2 separate regions of the Homo sapiens genome follow, and region 1 is linked to region 2. A link is an interaction called in ENCODE POLR2A ChIA-PET data of the cell type or tissue named here. Cell type or tissue: GM12878. All regions are shown on one strand. Each heading gives the region's core, and the rest is flanking DNA. Links, peaks and the distances in the headings are about the cores only. Region 1 overlaps FLT3 (fms related receptor tyrosine kinase 3). Region 2 overlaps PAN3 (poly(A) specific ribonuclease subunit PAN3).

Evidence for each region. ChIA-PET counts read pairs that join two places held together with the same protein. Peaks named below come from ENCODE experiments on the same cell type or tissue, not always from the same donor. Only the 100,000 strongest peaks of a DNase experiment are listed, where the experiment ranks them.
Region 1: POLR2A ChIA-PET joins it to region 2 with 5 read pairs; 3 of 35 experiments call an interaction of 5 or more read pairs at or near these places.

The regions. Positions count from the first base shown.
Region 1 is chr13:28,034,059-28,042,393 of GRCh38, forward strand. FLT3 (fms related receptor tyrosine kinase 3) reads right to left here. Exons shown (of 24, transcript NM_004119.3): 10 at 3,127-3,230; 11 at 1,877-1,985; 12 at 1,437-1,615; 13 at 243-349; 14 at 24-156. Among named protein-coding and RNA genes, the nearest start is that of URAD, 50 kb to the left of the region's middle. In GM12878, for the core only: no CTCF peak of the experiment used is centred there; DNase peaks (open chromatin) are centred at 1,283 and 3,521; H3K27ac peaks cover 648 bases.
Region 2 is chr13:28,162,964-28,171,298 of GRCh38, forward strand. All of the region lies in intron 1 of PAN3 (poly(A) specific ribonuclease subunit PAN3), which reads left to right. Among named protein-coding and RNA genes, the nearest start is that of PAN3-AS1, 28 kb to the left of the region's middle. In GM12878, for the core only: no CTCF peak of the experiment used is centred there; no DNase peak of the experiment used is centred there.

The DNA of each region.
Region 1 (8,335 bases), core at 283-8,282, 130 kb before region 2:
CATTTGGCACATTCCATTCTTACCAAACTCTAAATTTTCTCTTGGAAACTCCCATTTGAGATCATATTCATATTCTCTGAAATCAACGTAGAAGTACTCATTATCTGAGGAGCCGGTCACCTGTACCATCTGTAGCTGGCTTTCATACCTAAATTGCTTCAGAGATGAAATGATGAGTCAGTTAGGAATAGGCAGTTCTGCAGATAGAGGAAAGAATAATGAATTTTTACCTTTGCTTTTACCTTTTTGTACTTGTGACAAATTAGCAGGGTTAAAACGACAATGAAGAGGAGACAAACACCAATTGTTGCATAGAATGAGATGTTGTCTTGGATGAAAGGGAAGGGGCCTGCAACAAAAGAGTGTCACTCAGCGATGAAACAGAATTCCTGTGTGACATTATAAATAGTGGACAACTCATTATAATCTCTCACATCCTGTTTCAGTAATAATCATTTTCAGTCCTAACAACCACTCTACATATACTCTACTCCCCACAGACAATCAGGCAATGTCCCTGTAAAGGATACATTTCCTCCCTAGAAAATTGCGGATTATTCTCAATCCATTCTTTAAAACCATTTACTAGGGTAAATTTACAAGAATTACATCTGGTCCAGGCACGATGGCTCACGCCTGTAGTCCCAGCACTTTGGGAGGCCAAGATGGGAGGATCACTTGAGTCCAAGAATTAGACACCAGCCCAGGCAACACAGTGAAATCCCGTCTCTAAAAAAATTCAAAAATTAGCTGGGCGTGGTGGCAGGTGCCTGTAATCCCAGCTGCTCGGGAGGCTGAGGCAGGAGAATCGCTTGAACCCTGGCAGAGGTGAGCCAAGATCACGCCACTGCACTGCAGCCTGGGTGACAGAGCGAGTCTCCATCTCAAAAAAAAAAATGCATGGATTTAAACCTACAGGATGTACAAGTCAGAGAAAAAAGAAGTTCATATCCCTTTTATGAAGGTCGCACATGAAAGTGGAGAAGTCAGTTTTGTGAGGTTGGTGATCCTAACTACTAGGGTGGGCAGCCAGGTTTCACAACTGTTTAACTTAGGAGGGCTCTAAAAAGCAAACCAAAAATTATAAAACAGCAAGCTGAGGGCAAATAAGGAGGCTAATCAAAAGGGAAAATGACAGAGACTCCAAGTGACAAAATCTGTTTCTCTAGAGTTAGATCTTTCCATGGAGATTCACCACACTGGGAGTTTCTGCTTCTCCCGGTCACTGTGACACATGAGTCACAAGGGCACAGGGAGGACTCCGCCCCAACCTGTGAAACAGTCTCTCTGGGGATTCTTGCCTGACTCAAGAAACCTTTTCTCACACACTGACCCTATACTCTCCTGTAAAATTCCCCAAGTAAAAGTCAGCGATGGGGACTAACTTCTAGTGGGGAATTCCTGATGGTGGAATATCACAAGAACAACTGTTGTACCTGGAGAGTTTAAAAGGATCGTCTCACAAGATGTGCCAAGGGAATTGTATGCACAGCACTTGACCAGGAACCCTTTTATGGCTTCACTCATGTTTAGAGTACTGCTCGACACCCACTGTCCAAACACTTTTCTGTTAGCCTTTCTATTCCAGACTCCTTCTGTGATCTCTTCTGTGCAGCTGAAAAAAAAAATAGCAAAGAATTTAGACAGGTGAGCTGTCATCAGATTGGAAGTTAGGATTTCTGCAGCGAGTTCTAAAAGAGATTCATCCAGTATAAGTTATCAGAAACAGTCTATGACTATTGAGAGTTATGGTTGATTGAGAAGGTTAGCATTTTAAATATTTCATCATTTCCTCTTAAACTGTATTCATGAAAGAGTCAATAGGTCAGAGAGTTTTATGTTCTTCCATTATAAGAGGCATCAATGTCCTTATTACTTGGGAGACTTGTCTGAACACTTCTTCCAGGTCCAAGATGGTAATGGGTATCCATCCGAGAAACAGGACGCCTGACTTGCCGATGCTTCTGCGAGCACTTGAGGTTTCCCTATAGAAAAGAACGTGTGAAATAAGCTCACTGGCTGGGCATAGTGGTTCACTCCTATAATACCAATACTTTGTGAAGCCAAGGTGGGAGGATCACTTGGGCCAAGGAGTTCAAGACCAGCCTGGGCAACACAGCAAGACCCTGTCTCTGAAAATAATAAAATAAAATAAGCTCTTGGAGTATGGTACTTTCTGGAAATAGTTTCAAAGTTGCCTACAGTACAGGCTACCCATTTACTCCAGGGCAGTTTGTGCTTCTGGGAGGATTTCTCATTTAGGATGCCTCCAGACCTCTGGTAATTTCTTCTTTCCTCCTTGCCATGCAACCTCCTTGCCATGCAACCTCTCTGCTACACACCATTTTTCCATTGCCAGCCTCTCCCTGGAGAGAGCTGAGGTACAGACCTCCACCTGTTTGCATGCCTTAAAATGATTCTTAGCTTCAGGAGAAGTTGGACTTCTCATTGTTTTATAAGCCAAAGAAATGAAAATTATTAAAAACAAATAAATGAGAGATAAAATGACTTTCAGCCTTTCCTTAACATGACCTTTCAAAATACTAAAATCAATAAAGTCATAACACTAATTCATATTCAGAGACAATGTGAAATAAGTCTTTCAGCTTCTGATGATACACACAGAAAGAGATATATGGCCAGGTGCAGTGGCTCTCGCCTGTAATCCTAGCACTTTGGGAGGCCAAGGTATGAGGATCCCTTAAGGCCAGGAGTTTGAGACCAACCTGGGCAACAAAGGGAGGCCCCCTCTCTACAAAAATGGTTTTAAAATTAGCTGAGCATGGTGGCGCGTGCCTGTAGTCCCAGCTACTCGGGAGGCTTAGGAGGATCACTTGAGCCCAGGAGTTTGAAGCTACAGGGATCTATGATTGTGCCATGGCACCCCAGCCTGCGTGGTAGAGTGAGACCTGGTCTTAAAAATGAAACAGAACAAAATAACATAAAAAATAAAAAGATATATGATCAATGCCAGTAGATATGAGAGTAAAGTTTCAAAACACTTCAGCGTACAAAAACAGTTTTGTAGTAGCCCTTCTAAGCCATTACTTAACTTTTCCTAGTTAAGACTAATAAAAAATTAAGGAATTAAAAAATAAAAATCAAATTCTCGGCAATTTAACTTACTTCTTATATTCAGCGTGAACATTTTGGTAAATTGGGCATCATCATTTTCTGCATGGAATATATATTCTCCTGGCTGGTGCTTATGATTGCAAAACTTGGATATGCTGTTTGAAAAAGAATTAAAGACAGATTTAGCCCAATTGCTACAGGAGATGCTGCAACTAATGACAGTGTGCATGGGAGGTGTCTTCCTTGAAATGCTCCTCACTTGCTAAAGTTCACTGGAAAAGGAAATGTCCATATTGTAGACCCTTGCTACTCAAAGTGTGGTCCACAGACAGGCAGCATCAACATCGCCATTGGTATCATCTGGGAGCTTGTTACAATTGCAAGATTTCAGGTCCCTTCCAAATCACTGACTCAGAATCTGCATTTTAAGATGATCACCATGTGAGTCATATGCCCATTGGGAGTTGGGATTGGCCGAAGATTCTCAGTGAGACCAGGAAGTTCCTGCCCCTCTTGCTCTGGATAGTCTAACTTCTCAGAACTTGTGCAGGTGGAGAAGCCTGTAGTTCAGAGGTCCCCAGCCCCCCAGCCTCTAGACTGGTAACTGTCCATGGCCTATTAGGAAAGGGGCCACACAGCAGGAAGTGAGCAGCAGGCAAGAGAGCTTTACCGCTTCCTGTCAGATCAGCAGAGGGATTAGATTCCCACAGGAGCGGAAACCCCACTGTGAATTGCACACGCCAGGGATCTAGGTTGTGCGTTCCTTAAGAGAATCTAATCCCCGATGATCTGAGATAGAACAGTTTCATCCCGAAACCATCCCCCTACCCCCAATCTATGGAAAAATTGTCTTCCACAAAATGGATCCTTGGTGCCAAAAACGTTGGGGACTGCTGCTGTAGCTGCCCTGCTTCCTGAAATGACAGTCCAAGGCAGGACCTATGACCAACCCTTGACTTACATAGCAATGAACAACGATGAGGGCTCAAATCCACTGAGCTTGTGCAGAAACCTCTGAGTGCTCTCAGCAGGCTCTAGTGCCTACTTGGAGCACTCATCAACCACTCAATATTTTGACACAGATAACCTGATCTTGGGGACTGTCCACCACGCCCAGCAGGCCTGTGGGTTGCTGGATACTGCAGTGAGATGTTGGATGGTGCAGGAGAGGCAGGGCAGCAATGAGTTGTTGAATATGCCTTCGTGCACTCACAGTAACAAAATTGGAGAAAAAGAAAAAAATTCCCTTAAAACAGAAAAAGAAATCTAAGGCTTGTACCGAAGATATCTAACTCGACCTCCACATAGCCTACTGAAAGTTTTTTTTTTTTTTTCTTGAGACAGAGTCTCGCTCTGTCTCCCAGGCTGGAGTGCAGTGGCGCTATCTCGGCTCACTGCAAGCTCTGCCTCCCGGGTTCCCACCACTCTCCTGCCTCAGCCTCCGGAGTAGCTGGGACTACAGGCTCCTGCCACCACGCCCGGCTAATTTTTTATATTTTTTAGTAGAGACAGGGGTTCACCGTGTTAGCCAGGATGGTCTCGATCTCCTGACCTTGTGATCTGCCTGCCTCAGACTCCCAAAGCGCTGGGATTACATGCATGAGCCACTGCGCCCAGCCTAGCCTACTTAAAGTTTAAAAAACAAAAAGACCCTGCCTGGCAGGTTAGGAAGGTGAGTCAGAGTGGACGCAGCTTTAGATGAGGAGTGTGGAGGATGCAAAAGACCTAAAAAGTAGGTAGCTCCTATCTTCAAAGATACCTAAACCGGGTGGATAGACAGGACCCATACAAGTGGAATCATTAAAGCATTAAACTGAAGTCCAGCAGATGATCAAAGAAGGCAGAGGTCTGTGTCGGTGGGAAAGGTTCGGGGCCTTCATAGAGGAGGTAGAGCTCGAGCTGGAGCCTCACGGATGAGTTGGTTTTGATGAGAGGACAAAAGAAAAGGCATCCAAGGAGGAGACAAAGCAGCGACTGAAGGCGCCAGACGGGAAGTCATAGGGCTGCAGTGAGGAGGAACGGCAAGCCTCTCATGGGAGCAGAATATCATGAACAGTATTGTATTTACTTACTTTATTTATTTATTGATATGGAGTCTCACTCTGTCACCCAGGTTGGAGTGCAGTGGCACTATCTCGGCTTATTGCAACCTCTGCCTCCCAGGTTCAAGCGATTCTCCTGCCTCAGCCTCCTGAGTAGCTGAGATTACAGGTGCCCGCCACCACGCCCGGCTAATTTTTTGTATTTTTAGTAGAGATGGGGTTTCACCATGTTGGCCAGGATGATCTTGATCTCTTGACCTAGTGATCCACCCACCTCAGCCTCCCAAAGTGCCGGGATGAATTACGCATTTTAAAAATACAAATTACTTATTTTCTACAACAATGCTTACTGCCCTGAGCATTGCAATAAAACTTTTTTTTTTTTTTTTTTGAGATGGAGTCTCACTCTGTCGCCCAGGCTGGAGTTCAGTGGCGTGATCTTGGCTCACTGCAACCTCTGCCTCCTGGGTTCAAGCAATTCTCCTGCCTCAGCCTCCCAAGTAGCTGGGATTACAGGCACACGCCACCACAGCCAGCTAATTTTTATATTTTTCATAGAGACAGGGTTCACCATGTTGGCCAGACTCGTCTTGAATTCCTGACCTCATGTGATCCTCTCTCCTTGGCCTCCAAAAGTGCTGGGATTACAGGCATGAGCCACTGCACCTAGCCTTAATTTTATTTTATGTAATTTTTCTGTACAGATGGGGTCTCACTATGTTGCCCAGGCTGGTCTCAAACTCCTGCCCTCAAGCCATCCTCCCCACCTCGGCCTCCCAAAGTGCTGGGATAACAGGTATGAGTCAGGGTGGCTTGGCCTATGAAGAGTGTTTTATATGCACCTGCTGATGGCAGCAAAAGTTTACTGGAAGTTTAAAGGCAGTTGTAGCAATCCAAGAACTCGTTCATTCATTCCTTCATTCAACTGTCAATGTTAGAACCTGTTTGTGACGGAAATTGAGGACACAACAGCAAATTCAAAAAATTGGGTTTCTGTTCTCACAGAATTTACAATTTGGTGGTGAAGGTAGAGGGGTAATAAGCAGTTGGAGTGTGGGAAGTTTCTGTGATAGGAGAAGTAAAAGTTCAGATTTGAGGTTTCGGAGCATGACAAGGGGAGCGTTGTTTAATGGAGGAGAATGGGAAAGGAGAGAAAAGAGCAAACCCTAGAGGCACCAGAAAAAAAGAAATGGCAGGGGCTAGATTGGATACAGAAGATAAAGGGGAGAAGAGAATCCCAGTTGGTCCCCAAGACTCAAAACACACCTGTAATCCCAACACTTTGGGAGGCTGAGATGGGTGGACTGCTTGAGGCCAGAAGTTTGAGACCAGCCTTGGCAATCTACTGAGATCCCATCTCTACAAAAAAAATCCACAAAACGCCACTGCGTAATTGCAGCTTTTGAGCCCACGTTTGTGTGACACCAATGTTCTGTGCCCTGAACTCGTAAGCCAAGGTAATTCTGACTGTGTATTGTGAACAAGAGAATTCATCTCTCTGACCTATCAAAAGTTTCAGGCAGTTAAAAGTTGACCTTTGGGTGCGTGCAGGGGTTCACATCTGTAATCCCAGCACTCTGAGAGGCCGAGGAGGGTGCAATACTTGAGCCCAGGAGTTTGAGATCGGCCTGGGCAACATGGCAAGACCTTGTCTCTACAGAATTTTTTTTTTTAATTAGCTGGGTGCGATGGCACACACCTGTGGTCCCAGCTACTTGGGAGGCCGAGGTAGGGGAATTGCTGGAGCCACTATACTCCAGCCTAGGCAGCAGAGCAAGACCCGGACTCAAAAAAAAAAAAAAAAATGCTGAGCATTGAATAAGGTGTTTAACCTTCTTTTGCTTTGTTAACAAGAAGGCTGAAGAAGTCAAAAAGGGGAATTTCTTATCCTGACCTATTTCTGGACAACAAGGAGGAAATCACTGGTGAAGTGGAAACAATAGAAAGATTGGGGGAAAGCCAGATTACAACCCTAGGGAGGAGAAGAGGAAACAGAGCTCCATGCCAGTGCCCGACCTCAGGAAGGCAGTGTGGAAGAGGCTGGCGTGGAAGTGGCCCAAGAGAAGAAAGACGTGAGCTTCTAAGAGAGAAAGTGTAATTCTCTCTGGACAATGGCCAAAGACCCTGAAAAAGGAGAAGAGAGGAGGTAATGAAGCCAGTGTGGCTCACCAGAGAGCATGTCAGAGACACCAGTCAATTCAGTGGAAAAAGAAATGACCAGTACAATTACTTATCATGAGGCAGACCAAAGCAAAATGTTTCGTAAACATTTTTCTTCCTCAGTCTTTTGTGCTGTCTTAATAGAGTGTGGTTTGCCATGGTTTAGAAGAGATAGCACTTGAAACATTTTTCACTCTTCTGAACAAACTCCAAGTATGAAATTGGTCACATAAATAGCAGGAACACAAAACTGAATATCCAATGGCTTTAAACTGCCTTTCCTCATGCTTATGACAGTTAACCCTGGAAACAATGACAACTGCAATGACAACCGTGTCCTGACCCCATGGGAATTCCAAGGGGACTAACTAATTAGGCTGATTGGGAGATGCAAAGCTTCCTCTTTCGCCTAGGGGTTTTCTACAAATGGCCAGCCGGCAGGAGACGGAGGTCAGGACATTTGAGTTTACAGTAAAACAATACCTCGGTGTCTAAGAAGATGCGTTCTCATTAAAACTAAGAAAAGGGGTTTCTTGGCTGGGAACGATGGCTCACGCCTGCAATCCCAACACTTTGGGAGGCCAAAGGAGGAGGATCACTTGAGGTAAGGAGTTCGAGATCAGCCTGGCCAACATGGTGAAACTCCATCTCTACTAAAGATACAAAAAATTAGCTGGGCACGGTGGCACACGCCTGTAATCCCAGCTATTCGGGAGGCTGAGGCAGGAGAATCGCTTGAGGTGGAGGATGCAGTGAGCCGAGATCGCACCATTGCACTCCAGCATGGGTGAGAGGGCAAGCCTCCATCCGAAATAATAATAATAATAATAATAATAATAATAATAATAATAATAAATAAAAATGTCAAAGAAAGAGAAAGAAAAAAAAGTAAAGTTGATGCCCATCAACAGGAGTTAGTTAAAATAAAAATTTCTGAAAAGTGGAATACTATGCAGCCATTACAGCAATAAGGTAGATATAACAACATACTTATTAATATAGAAAGATACTCATGATATATTTTAAGTGAAAAATCAGATTACAAATGGTACCTTATT
Region 2 (8,335 bases), core at 123-8,122:
GATAATTTAAGGCCGAATGCAGTGGCTTACACCTGTAAACTCAGCACTGTGGGAGGCCAATGCAGGAGGATCACTTGAGCCCAGGAAGTTTTTTTTTTGAGACAGCATCTTGCTCTGTCACCCAGGCTGTAGTGCAGTGGTATGATGACAGCTCACTGCAGCCTCAATTTCCTAAGCCCAGGAGTTCGAGACCAGCAACATAATGAGACCCTGTCTCTACAAAAAATAATAAAAAATAAATTCAAAACAAAACAAAGATAAGATAATTTACATTAGTAGATAGTACAGAAATACCTGAAAATGTAAAGGCTTAAATACTGTAGTTGAAGACAGCAATAAAAAGTCAAAAGGAAGTTTTTTTTTCTCAAATGAGTGATATAAATAGTATCTTAAGAGGTAAAGGTTTTAACAGCTTGGAATAATTGGGGAATACTTTCTAGAGAAGGGCAAATTAAAAAATAATGTTTATGATGACCTGTTAGAAAACATACTAGGCACTTTACATAGATTATTTCATTTGATTCCACACCACAACCCTATGAGTGAGATGGTATTTAACCTCTTTTTTCAGATGAAGAAATGAAATTTACAGTTACTTGCTCATGCTCATATAGTATGTAAATGGCACAAGTAGGACCCAAACTCAATGTGTAACTCCAAGTATTTTTTCTTTCTCATCATACCTGAGTCTTGAGTATGTATATTAGAAATTGATTATACTCCAGATGGTAAAGTGTGGGAGATTTTAAGCATATAATGAGTATATCATTGTAACTGGAGGAGAAAGTTCAATCGTTATATGATTCTTGTAAAGATCTTACAGTAGATGTATACTTTTATTACTTTACGCCATGATCTTTAATCTTTTGTAAATATTGGTGTAAGGTATTCAGTTTTTTCCCTAGATGGATACTCAGTTGTCTTAAGTCCATTTACTGAATAATCCCCCTTTTCCTCTACTAATTAAACGAAAAGTTTTATTGGCCAGGCATAGTGGTGTGCGCCTGTAGTCCCAGCTACTTGGGAGGCTGAGGTGGGAGGATTTCCTCAGCCTGGGAGGCAGAGATTGCAGTGAGTTGAGATTGTGGCACTGCACTCCAGCCTGGGCAACAGAGCTGTCTCAAAAACAAAACCAAACCAAAACCTTTATTGAAATGTAATTTACATGCTATTAAATTCACCTATTATAAGTACAATTCAGTTATTTTTAATAACTGTATAGAGTTATACAGTTTTTTAAAATAACTTTAAGATATTGTTTTTCATAACTCTTAATTGAAGTTTTCTTGGTAGATGGTATGATTTTCATTTTATAATTCATGGCATAATCTGCATCTTATAAGCATTTTGCCCAAGACTTTGTGGCCAGTAAATGGCAGAACCAAGACTCAAACTCAGCACCTTTTAGAAGTATTAGCATGATAGTTGAGAACAAATTGTTGAGGATATGCTAATGTCAAACTAAGAAGTTTGGATTTCATCCTTTAGCGTGAGCATCGCCAGCATCTTCTCTGTAATGCCCTACTTGGCACTTGTAGCTGGGTACTTTTTGGAAAATGTCTTCTATGATGGAACTCTAGTCTCTGAAGATGTTCCATGTAGAAAGGGTTCCCTACTCAAGTAAATTTGGGAAGTACTCTGACTTCTTTTTGGATGATCACAGTTCACATTGTATACACACATCCTGGGAAGTTGTACAGTAAAGAAATGGGTTTACTTGTTTTTACTCATTTTCCCCCAGAATTTTCCAAGTTTCTTGACCATAGATGACCTTTTGAGTAACACTGCTCTAGTATGATGTTTTTGGAGAATTAGACTCAATTCATTAAGAGGGGTTAAGTCTGAAGAAGAAAATTAAGCTGCAGGATTGGATTTTTTTAAAAAGTAGGTTATAATTGTGTACATTTATCTGTTAATAGTCATGGGGTAACTGCTGACAGATGGAGAAGTTCTTATTTTTTTTTAGACCGAATCTCACTCTGTTGCCAGGCTGGAGCGCAGTGGCGCGATCTCAGCTCACTGCAACCTCTGCCTCTCAGGTTCAAGTGATTCTCCTGCCTCAGCCTCCCGAGTAGCTGGGACTACAGGCATGTATCACCACGTCTGGCTAATTTTTGTATTTTTAGTAGAGACGGGGTTTCACCATGTTGGTCAGGCTGGTCTCGAACTCCTGACCTTGTGATCCTCCTGCCTTGGCCTCCCAAAGTGCTGGGATTACAGGCGTGAGCTAATGTGCCCAGCCGAAGTTCTGATTCATTAGGTATAGGATCCTTTGGTCCAAAGTTTGAAATTTTGTCTCTTGATTTATACTTATATATCCTTTTTTTTTTTTTTTTTGTAGAGATGGGGGTCTTGCTATGTTGCTCAGGGTGGTCCTGGATTCCTGGGCTCAAGTGATAATACCACCTTAGCCTCCCCCAAAGTGCTGGGATTACAGACATGAGCCACCATGCCTGGCCCCATTTCTTTTAAAAATTTGAAAGACTGTTTAGTATAGTAGCAAGATCACTTTTATGTCCCACGTGTACCATTTACTAGTGTTGTGACTTTGGGCAAGCTATAATCTCTGAATCAGTTTGCTTAACCATAAAATAAAAAGAATATCAACCTTGCCACAGTTGTTATTCAGATGTAGATTCATATCTATAATGATTGTTCAATTTCTTATTATTCTATAGTGTCTTAGTTCATTTCTGCAGCTCTTAACAAAATATTGGAGACTGGGTAATTTTTATAGAACAGAAATTTATTTCTCAGAGTTCTGGAGGCTGGGAAGTCCAAGATCAAGTCCAACCAAGGTGGGTTGGTTTGGTGTCTGATGAGGGCTGCTGTCTATGCTTCAAGATGGTGCCTTGTTGCCACCTGCTCACATGGTGGAAGGGTCTAACAGTTTCCTTGTGCTTCATAAGGGTGCTAATTCCATTAGCATCATGGCATGGTCCACCCTCATGACTTAATCACCATCTAAAGGCCCCAATTCTCAATACTATCACATTGATAAGTTTCAACACATGAATTTTGCAGGGGGTCGGGGGGACATTCAGACCATTGCATTCTGCCCCGATCCCTTAAATCCTTGTCTTTGTCACATGCAAAAAACATTAATTCTATCCCAGTAGTCTCAAAAGTCTTCCAGCACCAATTCAAAAGTCCAAAGTCCAGAGTCTCATCTAAATTAGGTATGGATGAGACTCAAGGTATTCATCCTAAGGCAAATTGCTCTCCAGCTATGAGCCTGTGAAATCAGACAAGTTACGCTTTTCTAAAATACGATGGTAGGACAGACACAGGATAGATACTTCCATTCAGAAAGGGAGAAATTGGAAAGAAGAAAGGGATAGCAGATCCCAAGAAAGCCCAAAACCCAGCAAGGCAAACAACATTAAATCTGGATGCCTGAGAATAATCTTGTTTAACTCCTTTTCTTGCCTTCTGGACACACTGGGACTGGGGGTGGGTCCTGAAGGCTTCAGGGAACCACGCCCTTATGGCTTTATCTGGGGCAACCCTTAATGCAACTCTCACAGGTTGGAGTCTGGTGCCTCTGGCTCTCCTAGGCTGGTGTTGGATGCTGGTGGCTGCACAGTTCTGAGGTCTCTGGGGGCAGTCTTGCCTTCACAACTTCACTAGACATAACCCTGGTAAAAGCTCTCTGCTGCAGCCTGCCCCTTTGGCAGTTCTCTGTCTAGCCCCTGAGGCTTTCTGAGGAATCCTTTGAAATCTAGGTGGGGATAGCCATGCCTCTGAGTGTACTGCACTCCTGAAGAGTTAGCACCATGTAGGCATCACCAAGGTTTACCCCTTGTGCCCACTTTTGCCCTCCAGAGTGGAGGCCTGAGCTGCACCTGGCTGCACTTGAGCCACAGTGGGGGTAGTCAGGGAGTCTTGCTTGGGAATAAAGGGAGCAGAGATGTGAGGCAACCCTGGGCAACTGGGCCTCTCCCTAGAAAACAGTTTTGTGCTCAAGGCTCTGCCATTGTGGGCCTGTGGTAGGGAGTAGCAGCCTTGAAGCAATCTGAAATGTCTTTGGGTTCATTCTTCCATTGTCTTGATGAATATCAGTTGCTTCCTTTTATCTATATGAATCTCTTTACCTTTTTATTTTATTTTTTATCTTAATTTTTTTTTTTTTTTTTTTTTTAGAGATGAGGCCTCGCTATGTTGCCCAGGCTGGTCAATCTCCTTATCAAAAGGTCGCTTGATCATGCTTGTGGTACTCTCTTCCAATACCACACCCCCGTTTTTTATTTTGAGACAGAGTCTCTGTTGCCCAGGCTAGAGTGCAGTGGCACAATCTCAGCTAGCTGCAACCTCCACCTCCTGGGTTCAAGTGATTCTCCTGCCTCAGCCTCTGCCTGGCTGATGTTTGTATTTTTAGTAGAGATGGGGTTTCAACCATGTTGGCCGGGTTGGTCTCAAACTCCTGACCTCAGGTGATCTGCCCACGTCGGCCTCCTAAAGTGTTGGGATTATAGGTGTGAGCCATTGCGCCCGGCCCAATACCCATTTTTAATCTTTACAACCTAGCCAGGCTGAGAATTTCCCAAATTTTTAAGTCCTGCTTCCCTTTTGATTGTAAATTTGATCTTTAGGCCAGGTGAGGTGGCTCATGCCTGTAATCCTAGCACTTTGGGAGGCTGAAGCAGGTGGATCACTCGGGCTCCAGAGTTCAAGACCAGGCTGGGCAATATGGTGAAACCCTGTCTCTACAAAAAAAAAAAAAAAAAAAAATTAGCTGGGTGTGGTGGCTCATTCCTGTAGTCCCACCTATTTGGGGGCCTGAGGTGAGAGGATTCCTTGAACCCGGGAGTCCGAGGTTGCAGTGAGCTTAGATTGCGCCACCGCACTCCAGCCTGGGTGACTGAGACCCTGCTTCAAAAAACAAAACAAACAAACAAATCTTTAATTCATTTCTCACATATTACTATAAGCAATTAAGAGAAGCAATATAGCATCCTCAACACTTTGCTTAGTGATTTATCCTGTCAAATATCCTAGTTTATCCCTTGAAAGTTTGCCTCACCTTACACCTCTTTTCTACATACAGGCACTAATGCCATTCATGAGGACTCTGTCCTTGTGACTTAATCACCTTCTAAAGGTCCCACTTCAGTAATATCACATTGTGGATTAAGTTTCAATATATCAATTTTGGGAGACACATTGAGACCATAGCACACAGAGATGTAATAGTTCTACAGGTTGAGTATACCTTATTTGAAATACCTGGGGCAAGAAGTGTTTTGGATTTCAAATATTTTTGGATTTGGGAATTATTTGCATTATACCTACTCGCTGAGCATCCCTAACCTGAAAATCAAAAATTGAAAATCTTCCAGTGAGCATTTCCTTTGAGCATCATTGGCACTCAAAAAGTTTCAGATTCTGGAGCGTTTTTGGTTCCAGATTAGGGAAGTAATAATAAACCTTTAATACAGATGGCAATAGAGCTTTTATGGAAAAGGGAATTGCAGCCTGGGCACAGTGGCTCATGCCTATAATCCCAGCAGTTTGGAAGGCTGAGGCGAGTGGATCACTTGAGGCCAGGAGTTTGAGACCAGCCTGGCCAACATGGTGAAACTTTGTCTATACTAAAAATACAAAAATTAGCCAGGCATGGTGGCACATGCCTGTAATCCCAGTTACTTGGGAGGCTGAGGCAGGAGAATTGCTTGAACCCGGGAGGCGGAGGTTGCAGTGAGCTGAGATCGTGCCACTGCATTCCAGCCTGGGCAACAGAGCGAGACTCTCTTAAAAAAAAGAAGTGTATTGTGGCTGGATGTGGTGGCTCACGCCTGTAATCCCACCACTTTGGGAGGCTGAGGCGGGCAGATCATGAGGTCAGGAGATGGAGACCATCCTGGCTAACATGGTGAAACCCCGTCTCTATTAAAAATACAAAAAATTACTTGGGTGTGGTGGCAGGCACCTGTAGTCTCAGCTACTCTGGAGGCTGAGGCAGGAGAATGGCATGAACCCGGGAGGTTGAACTTGCAGTGAGCCGAGATCACGCCACTACTCCAGCCTGGGCGACAGAGCGAGACTCCGTCTCAAAAAAAAAAAAAGTGAATTGCAAACTATTAGTCCATGGAAACAGTGTAGGATTTACTTAAAGTAGCTTGCAAAAATAAAGGATTGAAGGACTGAAAAATTCTTGATGATATATTCTTGGTAATTAAGGTCACTCACATATCTTACACTTAAGTAATTTAAATTTAAAAGTATTCTACATGCATTTTCTCATTTTTTTTTTGTTTGCTTTTTTTTTTTTTTTTTTTTTTTTGAGATGGAGTCTCGCTCTTGTTGCCCAGGCTGAAGTGCAGTGGCGCAATCTTGGCTCACTGCAACCTCTGCCTCCCGGGTTCAAGTGATTCTCTTGCCTCAGCCTCCCAAGTAGCTGGTCTTACAGGTGCCCACCACCACGCCTGGCTAATGCTTGTATTTTTAGTAGAGACAGGGTTTCACCATGTTGGCCAGGCTGGTCTCAGATGAACTGAGCTCAGGTAATCTGCCCACCTCGGCCTCCCAAAGTGTTGGGATTACAGGCATGAGCCACCGCGCCCGGCTGTATTTTTCTCTTTGAACACCTGGTGAAGTAGGTTGGATATGTGCCTGTTCTTGGTAATTAAAAAAAATTAATATATTTATGATCTGTATAGGATGGAATAACGTATCATTGGTTAGTGATTTTTTCCTAACTGCACTCCAAGTATCTATTCCTCTTTTCTCCCTTCCAAAACAAGAAAAGTCAAACGTAAGTATATGCGTGTGTGGAATGTTTACTTTAAAAAATAATAATTTTAGGCCGGGCACAGTGGCTCACGCCTGTAATCCCAGCACTTTGGGAGGCTGAGGCGGGTGGATCATGAGGTCAGGAGTTTGAGACCAGCCTGGCCAAGATGGTGAAACCCCATCTTTACTAAAAATACAAAAATTAGCTGGGCGTGGTGACGGGCAGCTGTAATCCCAGCTACTTGGGAGGCTGAGGCTGGAGAGTCACATGAACCTGGGAGGCAGAGTTTGCAGTGAGCTGAGATCACACCACTGCACTCTAGCCTGGGCGACAGAGCAAAACTCCATCTCAAAATAATAATAATACAATAATAATAATAATAATTTTAACCATTGATTACTGGCTATATCAGCACTCCCTTGCCACCTACCCTTGTTTTGGTTAAGTCCAGTCAGGTGTTTCCTCTGCTAGGGAGCATAAGTCGTCTTCTATCAAAGTTGTGTATCTGAAAGGAATATATATACCAGTGTTAATATAGTGAAAATAACTACCAGAAATTTGTGTGTTTATTGGGACAAATTCTATTTCTTAATGATAAGGTGTTATTAAAAGGTGGGAACTTTATAAGATGGTTTTATTGTCCTCTGACAATAGTTTAATATTCATTAATTTTACCAGTATTTCATTTTGCTTATGTGCAGTGGACCTTGCTTTCGAGGAACTTAAAAATTCTATTAAGACAAGACATTGACCATAGATATTTGAATTCTTGGCATGTTCAATAATTGTTCTATTGGCTTGTACAAAATGTGAAAAGAGAAAATTGGATTTGAAATTAATAAACATAATAAAAGCCTTTGAAGTGAAAAGCATTTAAAATCAAAATGCTATATTAGAAAACAATTTTACTCTAGAATTGTACTCTATTTTGGAGTAACCATTCTATTTTATTAGGAAAATGTGAAGAGTAGATGCCTTAAGGAATGGAGGAACCTCTCCCCTTATGGATTGCTCTGTCATCATCATCATCATCATCATTACTGTGAAAATAACTACATTGTAAAGAAAGTCATAAGATAAATGACGAATGTCTTTATTTATTTTTTCATTTTTTTTTGAAATGGAGTTTTGCTCTTGTTGCCCAGGCTGGAGTGTAATGGTGCGATCTTGGCTCACCACAACCTCTGCCTCCCAGGTTCAAGTGATTCTCCTGCCTCAGCCTCCCGAGTAGCTGGGACTACAGGCATGCGCCACCATGCCTGGCTAATTTTGTATTTTTAGCAGAGATGAGGTTTTTCCATGTTGGTCAGGCTGGTCTCAAACTCCCTACCTCAGGCGATCCGCCCGCCTTGGCCTCCCAAAGTGCTGGGATTACAGGTGTGAGCCACCATGCCTGGCCAAACATCTTCCTTTTAACCAACCACATGACCCAAAATTGTTAACATTTTGACATATTTAGTCATTTTTTTCTGTGTATGTGTAAGCACACATCATTACCCTCAAATAAAAATGTGTTCCCCTTTCACTTCACATTGTAAATGGTTATTACACTAGAAAGGAACAAAACTTGCTCCTGTTTTCTACTACACTCTCACACAACAC